2 separate regions of the Homo sapiens genome follow, and region 2 is linked to region 1. The links are chromatin loops, found by intact Hi-C in ENCODE. Cell type or tissue: B cell. All regions are shown on one strand. Region 1 overlaps ITGA2 (integrin subunit alpha 2). Region 2 overlaps ARL15 (ARF like GTPase 15).

Region 1 (5,000 bases):
AGATGTGATATTCATTTGTCTGATTTATTCAAATATATTTTATATTCGTATAGTAGAATGGTCTATTTTTAATACCTGTTATGATTTTGTTTTTTAGGAAATATACGAAGAGTCATCAACTTGGAAAGGAAACAAAGAGTGCTTTTGGGCATCCAACAGTTAATCACTTATGTTTTTAGAGCATGCAATCTTAACTTTGTTAAACTATTATTATTGATCACATTTTGATTTTTTTCTCTCCACATCAGGATAGTTTACTGAAGCACAATCTCTTATACTAGTGGGACAAAAGGGAGAAAAAGGAAGCAAGATAAATGGGTATGTAGGATGAAGGGTTATTTAAAATGGAACTAAAGATAGAAGGAGGACTGTAGGAAGAAATGGAATAATTTAAATGTGAGGAAAGATATCTGTGGTAGACATGTCCTTCCATGACTAATTTCTAATTGTAACTCAACACACATTGAGGTATGGGCCCTCCTCAGTGACTTTAACTAGCTCAGAAACGTACTCCCCCACCAACCCCACCTCACCGCCCCCCATCCCGGTTCTGGGAGAGCATTGTTATTAAGGATGCATGACAGGAATGTTGGCAGAACTGGAAAGTATTAAAAAAGCATTATCAGACAGTCTTGATATTATACATTTTCAGAAATATATTAAAAATAATAAACTAAAACCCATGATTTCAAAAGTTTAAAAAGAGTATTTTCTTTTTTTTTAAATTGCCTAAAATAGTTCTCATTATGGAGATTTCTGGGATTTCAGAATCTATAATCTTACCAGAAAACTTTTTGTTGTTTTTTATTAGTTGTTAATTTTGTATCAATATACAAATCAGCACAAAATTGTCATAAAGCTAACTAGCAACAAGGTGGTTTGTGTTGAAATGTTTAGGTAAACAATGCCCCAATTTTTAACTGGTTAAGCTTTATAGTATTTTGATAGACTTGTACATATAAGTCCCATATAGTTCTTAAATTTTTTTTTCCAGCTTTATTTAGGTATACTTGACAAAAATTGTATGTATTTAAAGTATACAATGTGATTTTTGATACACATATACATTGTGAGGTGATTACCATAATCCAACTAATTAACATATTCCTCAGCTCACATAGTCCCCTCTTCTGTGTGGTGAGAATATTTAAGGTCTACTCTCAGCAAATTTCAGGTAAACACATAGCTCATAAAATAATAAAATACAGGCAAAATTTGGGCAGTCGGCATCATCACAAAATTTGCATTATGCATATTAAGAACAAAAGCTATACTTTCAGACACTTAGATTGAAGGATTTTTTTCTTATGTCTGGGACAAATAAGAAACGTAGTAATCCTATTTGTTATATGTAGTGAAAACATCTTTTACCTAAGGAACCCATTTATTCAACAAATATTTATTGAATGCCTGTTTTGTGCCAGGCACCCACCCAGTGATCTTTTTCTGCCAACCTAAAATACCTTGAGGAACACTCTGCATCTTATCTGTGGCTGGGACCCATAGGACAGCCACACTGACTTTAGGAATCACCTGGTTACATCAGTTGATGCTTGTTCATTAGTCCGTCTGGAGAGATTGGGCCAGAAGGATACTGGAAGGGCAGACAAACCCTCCGCCTACTTCCTCTGCCGGGTTCGGGTTGCCTGTTTGGTCTCAGCCTTACCTTCACAGTTCAGTGTCACTCTGGCTTGCCATCGAGCTTCCGCCTGTCCCCATTGGAGAGAAGGGGTGGGTGTTGGCTGTTGCATTATATCTAAAAGCACATTATCATGGGGTTACTGGGTCACTGGACATTTCTAGGATTTTGGACATAGGTTGTTAAATGGATGTTATGTCATATGCAATGTTGATAGGTATATGTGGATTTCAAGACTTTCCTACTTAGATATTTCTTTAGAAGTTCCTTATTGAGGGTAATGATGTTTTTAAAGAACATAGAACATTCTTTATGTTTTAAAAGAATCATGCCTTCATTAAGTAGGCTTTATTCTAAGTTTGGAACTGAGACTGTTATGCTTTTAAAGTCTCCAACAGAGAGGTTAAGGAGTTAACCTGGGGCATGCCAGAACTGGGATGGAATGGCCTTGAAAGATTTTAGTGCATTGCACTTGACTTAGATAGGATCTTTACTGACCCTTGCTTACTTAGGAGTGGCAGAGTTAATTGGTGGTTCAGATATTAAGGGGCTACTGTCACTCTGATATGTAGCTTTTCTATCATCTCTGTAACTTAGCTTCAAGTAACTAGAAGAGTAATCTAAAAAAAATAATTAGCCTTTAATCAGATTGCCTGCAGTGTTTCTTGGTCACTTTAAAGCCGTGACTTTGCATGATTGCTAGGTAAGTTCACTTAAGAAATAGGAAATTCAAATTATTTATGTTTCAAGTATTTTTGAACAGGTGGTAAAATGAAATTGATTTTTATCATCTTTGAATGAAAGTAACAGCAGATATTCAATGAGTGACTTATTTTGTGGACATTTTTGTCCTTTGGATATGATGTATAGAGTCACAATATATTTTCAGCCTTTTTTGAGAAATAAGTGATTTAGACATCTTACACAGTTACTGAGCACCTGGTACAGTGAAGATCTCTCAAGAATGATTTGTGTGATGTAGTTCGGTGGATCATCCAGCAGAGGGCAGTAGAGCCAGAGCCATAGTAAAAGTTATAGTAAAGTTGCTCTTAGCAACTTGAGTCTTACTTAGATTTAATTTTGCATAGAACCAAAAGTTCAGTTTAGTAGCCATTTTCTTTAAAGTCAGGCTGTAGTGGTTCCGAAATGAAAATTAGGCCCTGATTTTATGTAAGATGATGTCCAATCTTTAATTGACACCTTAAAAATATTAAAAGATTATGATAGGATCAGGAAGGAGTTTTTGAAAATGCAATTTGTAGTTTTTAACAAGTGATGTAGAATAAATAAAAAGAAGTACTTTTTAAAAAGTAAGTATAAAATTATTTTCCAGTTAACTATGGGATATAAATGATTGCTTTAATACAGGTCTTCCTAACCTGTACAGCATTTCCTAACCTGCTCTGTGAAAAACAAAGAAATAAAACTTAGTGCTCTCTTTCTCTAACATTTTATTTTTTAAGAGCTGGGAGGGGGGGGGTCTCATGTTGCCGGCCTTGAACTCCTGGGTTCAAAGGATCCTCCCTGCCTCAGCCTCCCAAGTAGCTGCAATTCCCACATTCAGCTCTCCAAGATTGTATTTTAATGTGAGATATATAGCAGACACACTTATTGATGGTTGTGCTGCAGTGAGCTGCCCTCCTGAGACGGCTCAGCACAACTGCGATGGGCAGGGAGGCATGTGAGAGAGCGCCGCAGACATGAATGGAGATGCTGGTGCATCGCTATTTATGGCAGCACACACACACTTTCCACCCTGTCTTTGCATTACTCTGCCATCTGTACAGCGATGGCAGTCTGTGAGCCCAACGTGTACTTACTTTATAACTTACAGCATATTTATTTCAGCATATTTACTCTTTAAAAATATTTAAACCTTCCTGCTTATTATGATTTTTTTTAAACTGTGCAGATGACTCTGCTTTTGCATGTTGCAGCAGTTTGGCTGATTTTTTTTCCCTCTCTATTCCAAGCACACATTTTATTTCAAAAGGTAAGCTTTAGAGCAGTGCTTCTCAACTTCAATGCAATATGAATCACCTGGGGATGCTGTAGAACTTACAATTTGACTTGAATAGTTTTGAGTGGCCCCTGAGATCTGTGTTTTTTAACAGGCTCCAGGTGATGCAGCACCATCTGTCCCTGGGCCACACTTTGAGGAGCAATGCTTTACACTGTCTCAAAACTTCGAAGGCAGTTTAAGAGTCTTACAAAAGAAGATCCTTGTGGTCACTGCTAGAAACATAGACTGGACACTTATGGCAAATTAATTATAGCCTCAGTCTTCTTAAATTGAGTCTTGGATGTGAGCAAAGTGAATGTATAAGATAAAAATAGTAAAATATATAACTTATAAAAGCCCAAAGAAAATGGCTTTATTTTCAAAACAATTGTAACAATATTCAATAATGTGGTATGAAAAAAGTGGGTTACAATAATGAAACTTTTCTGTTTGTTATACTTGGATATGAGAAAAACTACTAACTGTTGACTACAATTTAATTTTTGTTTCTCATAAATCAAATGAATTCTGCAACTTTTTGTACAAACATGCATTTATTTTTACAGTTTTTGTGGAAAGAGGCAAAACACATTTAATCAAAAACATCAAACACCACATTTGAAAAAAGACTTATCTATTATGTATAAAGGAAAATATCCAAGACAATTTCTTTAAAATATATACAATTCTAACATAGTTATGCAATATATACATTCATATTTTGACTTAATCTGCCAAAATAAACAGGTACATATGAAACTTTATTTACATAATGGCTACAGTTTCAGTCTTTAGAGTTCAAAGAAATAGTTAAGATTTTCACCTATTTCATACTTTTCCCCCATGTTTCTCATTCACCTCTAGAGGTTTAAATTAACCTTTCAAATTGATTAAAATGGGTATGCCTGAATGTACACAAAAGGGCATTGTTTTATGTGTGCAAATTGAAATATTAAAGATGGATCAGGGATCTCAGTTTAAGGAATCCTGCCTTCTGTATGATGATGTCTTAATTTTTGAGATTTTCATATATTGGGTTATAGCTATATATCAGGACAGGTAAATACATTATAAAATTATAACCTTTATAATAATTTTTAGTATAATCACTTGTGTGACTATAATAAATTGGCTTTAGTTTTACTCTTCACAGTTTTAATAGGTAACTATTTTACAAGAATAACATTGCTAGGTAGAAAAATTTCTGTTCAGTTAGGAGTTCTTATTTTGCTGCTGAAATGAGTCATGCACAATTTTAAATCTCTGTAGTTTCTTCATAAGCTATTTTACTATCTTACTATTTTATAAGCCTTGTGTTGCAGTCAAGTTTTTACCACATTCTATAGACCTTGTCTGTAC
Region 2 (5,000 bases), 1.1 Mb before region 1:
AAACATAGGATGAGTGTGAAGGTGCTTATTATATTAAAAAATTAAGGTGATTATCATATTTAAAAAATCAAGCAAGAAGAATGTTTCTAACTTAAGACCAGTAATAGCTGCATTTAATGCCAGAATTTTCCAAGGAAATGAAACAGGTCAAACAGAAACTTCGGTGAAGACGTGCTCTGGGGAGAAACCAGCTGAATAAAGTTCAGTAGCTGACTCCACTTAGATTAAACCATTGACTCTGGAAAGCTGTATATCTCTTTAGAAGTTTCTATTTTTCCTTCTTTCATCCACAGGAAAAGCAAACAAAACAGAGGTGGGGGAGGGGAGTGGAGATAAATAAATCACGTTCATATGCTAGGTCAATTTTTAAGCCAATTTTGATCTTTATGGTAAAGTATTTTCCACATCTGCCAACCACAAGTGTCTACATATGGTAACAGGTAACTTTCTTTAGTACTATATAATCTGTGAGACATAAATAACTAGGCATTGTAATTGTATGGCAGTTACCCTACAGTTGAAAGAGTTACATGATTATTAGTAACCCATAAAATAAGGTGGTAGTGTTTTTTTTAAATAATCTGTTATAGGAATTTCTTGTTTCCATACTTTTCTTAAAGACTGTAAATAATCTTGTTATGCTCTGACATTCAGCAAGTCATTGCAAAGAAATATGTTTATTCCTTCAAGATACCACTAGATTATCCATTTCAAGAAATGAATATTAAATATGGAAGGACACATTTTGTCCTTTTCATTTTAGTTCTAGATTTTGCCATATGGTTGCCCATGGCTTTTAAAGAACAGTTAGTATCAGGAATGAACTTTTTAGCCACAACATTTCTGTGATTTTTGGAAGTGTGATTTTTGGAAATTCTTAAAAACCACATTTTGAAATATTGGTAGTTACTGTTGTCATTCTGTTTCTTTTCTTTTTCCCCCTTTCTTTCTCCGTCTCTCTTTTTTGTGACCAGTGCCTCTTCTCACAGATAAACCAGTATGATACAGACTTTTTGTGTTTAAAAACAAAACCTAGACTTACAAAAAAAGTTCCCAAATAACTTGTATTTAATTAGTATGTAATTTATTTAATTAGTTCCCTGTCTCTTTCTTTGCAGTGATTGTCTTGATTTCTAGTTCTAGTTTTAAAACAAGGAAAGTTTTAGGCCTTTCTTGATTCAACTCATGTTGTCCATAGCACACCTCACTGTCCCTACCAAAGAAAGGCATTGAATTTGAGATTTGATGCATTTTAGTCTTTTTTTTCTTCCACCCTGATCTTCTATATATGGCTGCTTTGCAAAACAGTTTTGTGCAAGCAGACATGACTTAACTCCATTCCCTACATAGAGAACTATTCAACTTTACTTTTATGTGTTTTGAATACTGCCTCATGTGAGACTGTGACAGCAATAAAGTATGCATGGCCAACCTTATTTTAATAGCGAAAGAGAGCTGCTTTTAATTAATAAGTGGATCTCTTTATGTCTGGGGTTTTCAGTTTATTTTGTGGTTCCTTGGAGTTCTTCAATTATGTGGCCTAAAAGGGCTATGTTAGTGCCGACTAAATCCTTTTTAAAATCTGTCATTTACATGTTTTCTGTCTGTAACCTGTTTTCAGATTACTGTCTTAAAAAAAAAAAAAACAGCAGTAGCAGTTTTTCCGTAAAACGTTAAAATCCATAGACCAAAATTATATATATATTTTACATTATTAATGGGATGCAGCATCCATGTACAAAATTAGAAGACTAGCTGTGCTCTTCAGCTGCTCCATCACATAGGTTAAAGAGTCTTTATATTGCATATTTCCCCACTCAACATCTACTTTTAAGTTACAAAACTGATAGAACTTGTGTAAAGCATCTACTTGGTATCTTGAGCATTATAGAAGGTGTGCAATGGCTCTTCCTGCTGGTGATGCCATTGCCGTCTTTGGTATGTATAGAATTTTACTGAGTTCTGTCAAATCTGGGATGTCAGTGTGCCCCACGACTTCCCCACCAACTAAACCCTAAGGGGTTTTTATGCTACCGCGGGAATCCAGTGCCAGACTTGGACCCACAGTGACCCCAAATAAAGTGATTCCTGGGTGGTAATATGGATGCTTTATGATTGACATACACATAAATACATCCAATCTTGCTTATGAAATTTTGTGATCTGCTTTTGTCATTAGAGGATATAGTGAATCTAATTCTGCATCGGGGATACGGGATACAGTGTATTACTGCATTGAAGGAGATTTGTCTGTAGGAGCATGAGCATTCTGTAGCAATAGGCATAGCCGTCTTCTCGGCTGGATGTTAGTTACTAGGAAGTATTCATTGTGTGGGTCACTATATTTTAACAACTCAAAATTTTTTAAAAAAACCATGCTCTTTTTGAATAGAAAGAGAGAAAATATTAAGTCTTTAAAAGTCAGAGGTAAAACCGTGGCCAATCTGAATGTTACTTCTTTCTGGTTACTTGAACAGTGTCTCTCTGAAGTCTTCCTTGGGTCAGACACAAATAAATGGGAGGTTGCTCTTGGAAACACTCCCTAGGCACTGGTAAAAGTTGTCGGTAGATGGCAGTACTGTTCTACTACAACATTTTTTAATCCCTGCAAATACTGCCTAACATTTCATTCCCAGTCTTAATTTTGAAAATGCTTGATTAGTTACATTAAGCAATGTTTGGGTGATTTTTTTTCCCCCTTTTAAACTTAACAGAATTATAGCCACAGCCTGAAAGAAAGCCATTACTGGTAGACAACAAATTCTTAGTCGTAATTTAGTCCAACATAGAGAATGACATACCGATTTTTAATTATATTTGTAAAATGGCTATATAAATATATAAAATGGTTAACAATAATGATTATAATTTCTCACTTAAACTTTGCATCAGTGTTTTTTCCTCTAATTCTACCGAGGGTAACATCTGATCGTTACGGTGAATCATCTGAGATGTACATTTCTATGAACATGTTTATTTCTTTTTACCCCTACAGGTCTACATGTATGCCTTGCAAATGGAATACTTTTGAACTCTGCTAAGATATCTTGGCATATACAACTAACTTGTAGATGAAGAAAGCTAATATCTCTACAGTTTTTATTTGGAAAGTCAGGGAATAACGCTATCCTTAGGGAAGGGTGGTTTACCTTCTTATATTAGTTTTTTGCAGGTCCCTTAGGAACATGCATTACAGAAAAATAGGCTGCTCTTCTGTTTGTCTTTGTGATTCAGATTATAATAATTAACTCTCTAGGCTAAATATAACTAACGATCTGTGATCATCATTTAAAATGGAATCTTTCACAGTAAATTTGCAATTGGTATATTTCCTGAACTTCTCTTATTTTAAGATATTTTTAGGGAAGATTTCATATAGGATGGGAGGTGAAATTGGTAGTGTTTTCTCCCTTTTTAAAAAAAAAAAAAAAGAAAAGCATTGTCTTACTAAAATTCCATTGGAAAAGATAAATATATTTTGTTTTACAAAATACTTTGGGAGGATAAATCTTCCTTTTAAATCGAACTGAATTTTAAGAAAACTGTGGCTTAACTGTTTATCTCGTTTTCCTATTTCTTTACCTAATTTCTATCTAGAATTGTAAAATGATTGATTAGAGACTTAATCTGGCTTTTGTTTTTACCTTAAACTATTTAAAAAACTAAAATGTAATGTTAATGTTTTTTGTTCTCTATTGTCTTTAAAGGCATTAGCAGGTAGAATAGAAAGAGATAAAACATCTGGGTAGTCTAAGTAGATGGGTTCTGTTTCAGTTATCATTTTATGCTTAACTTGTACGGGTCTAAGGTATATACATTCTCTTAACTACTGTATAAACTAGAAATTTGCAGCATAAGCCACAACCTGTGCTAGCTGAAGCACTTAGTTACAGCATGTAATTCCCAACAGATTTTTCTGTTATATTTTTTTACTCACCCTCCATGGAATGATTAGTACATTTTGGGGATTTAATTAGGTGTGTGTGTGTGTGTGTGTACACATACATATACATATACCCATAATATAGAGACAACTATTATAACTGCTATAAAATAAAATGTGCTGGTGGGAATTTGCGCATAGCTTATGCTGAGTATGTGGAAATTTGGGATATAACATATGCAGTGTCTCCCAGCAAACAGAGATAAGTATAGTAATAACAAATTTATAAGATATTTGTTAGTTATGTTCTTCCATCAGATACTGATAGACAATATAAGCCAGCCAAGAAGCACATGAGTCAAAGTTACTTTAGAAGTACACAGTGGAATAACACCCCCGTGTAGTAAGAACTTTGTTTCCTTGAGAAGTTTGGATCACAGGGTGGTGAGGATGAAACCACTGCCTCTATGATTTGCAATTGAAGTGATGCTGTTGAGTGATACTTTTTGAAAGAGTAGCTTAAAGTTTTGAAGGAGTAACATATTTACTGAAAAATTTCTGTCAAAGTGAAATTCTAGAGACTAGTATTCATTTATGCCTGTTAAATATTTGCGAGAAGTAAAGTTTCTTCGTGTTTGACTTACAATAGATTTCTCAAGCAATGTTTCTCTCCAGCCAGCTATAGGATGAGGGTGGACAAAAAAAATTGGCTTTGTTTCTATTTTATGCACAGCCAGACTTGCTCTTATGTTTGTAATATTTAAAGGAGTTCAATAGGAGGCCCTTGATTCTTTGATCTAATGCCACAGTGCAGTTTAATGAGAAAGGTTTTTAATATTGTATGCAATATTGAAAATTTGTGCCAGCTCAGACCAATATAATGTAATGTTAGATTTACACCTTGGATCCATTCTTTTATTTCTTGTCATGAATCCACTCCCCCAGCCCCCCACCCCTGACTGAAACAGGTAATTACAAAGGTCTTCAGATCAATTTTTGTAAAGGGGCACCCTGACGGGTACCATGACTGAAGTGTGACATGAGCCTTTTCCAATACAATGGGTGGCCTAACATTCCTCTGGAAGCCCAAGCTCATTAAATATTCAGTTCCTTTTTC

The links. Peaks named below come from ENCODE experiments on the same cell type or tissue, not always from the same donor. Only the 100,000 strongest peaks of a DNase experiment are listed, where the experiment ranks them.
Region 2: it touches region 1 in a loop (23-fold over the local background); 4 of 110 quality-filtered maps call a loop at or near these places.

The regions. Positions count from the first base shown.
Region 1 is chr5:53,093,765-53,098,764 of GRCh38, reverse strand. It overlaps ITGA2 (integrin subunit alpha 2), which reads right to left. Exons shown (of 30, transcript NM_002203.4): 30 at 3,986-5,000. MOCS2 (molybdenum cofactor synthesis 2) reads left to right here. Exons shown (of 7, transcript NM_004531.5): 7 at 98-3,086. The coding sequence ends at 163. Among named protein-coding and RNA genes, the nearest start is that of MOCS2, 13 kb to the left of the region's middle. In B cell, CTCF peaks have their summits at 2,434 and 2,635 (motif pointing right); a DNase peak (open chromatin) is centred at 2,644.
Region 2 is chr5:54,215,632-54,220,631 of GRCh38, reverse strand. The region is part of intron 1 of ARL15 (ARF like GTPase 15); the gene reads left to right. Among named protein-coding and RNA genes, the nearest start is that of ARL15, 92 kb to the left of the region's middle. In B cell, CTCF peaks have their summits at 2,360 and 2,567 (motif pointing right); a DNase peak (open chromatin) is centred at 2,571.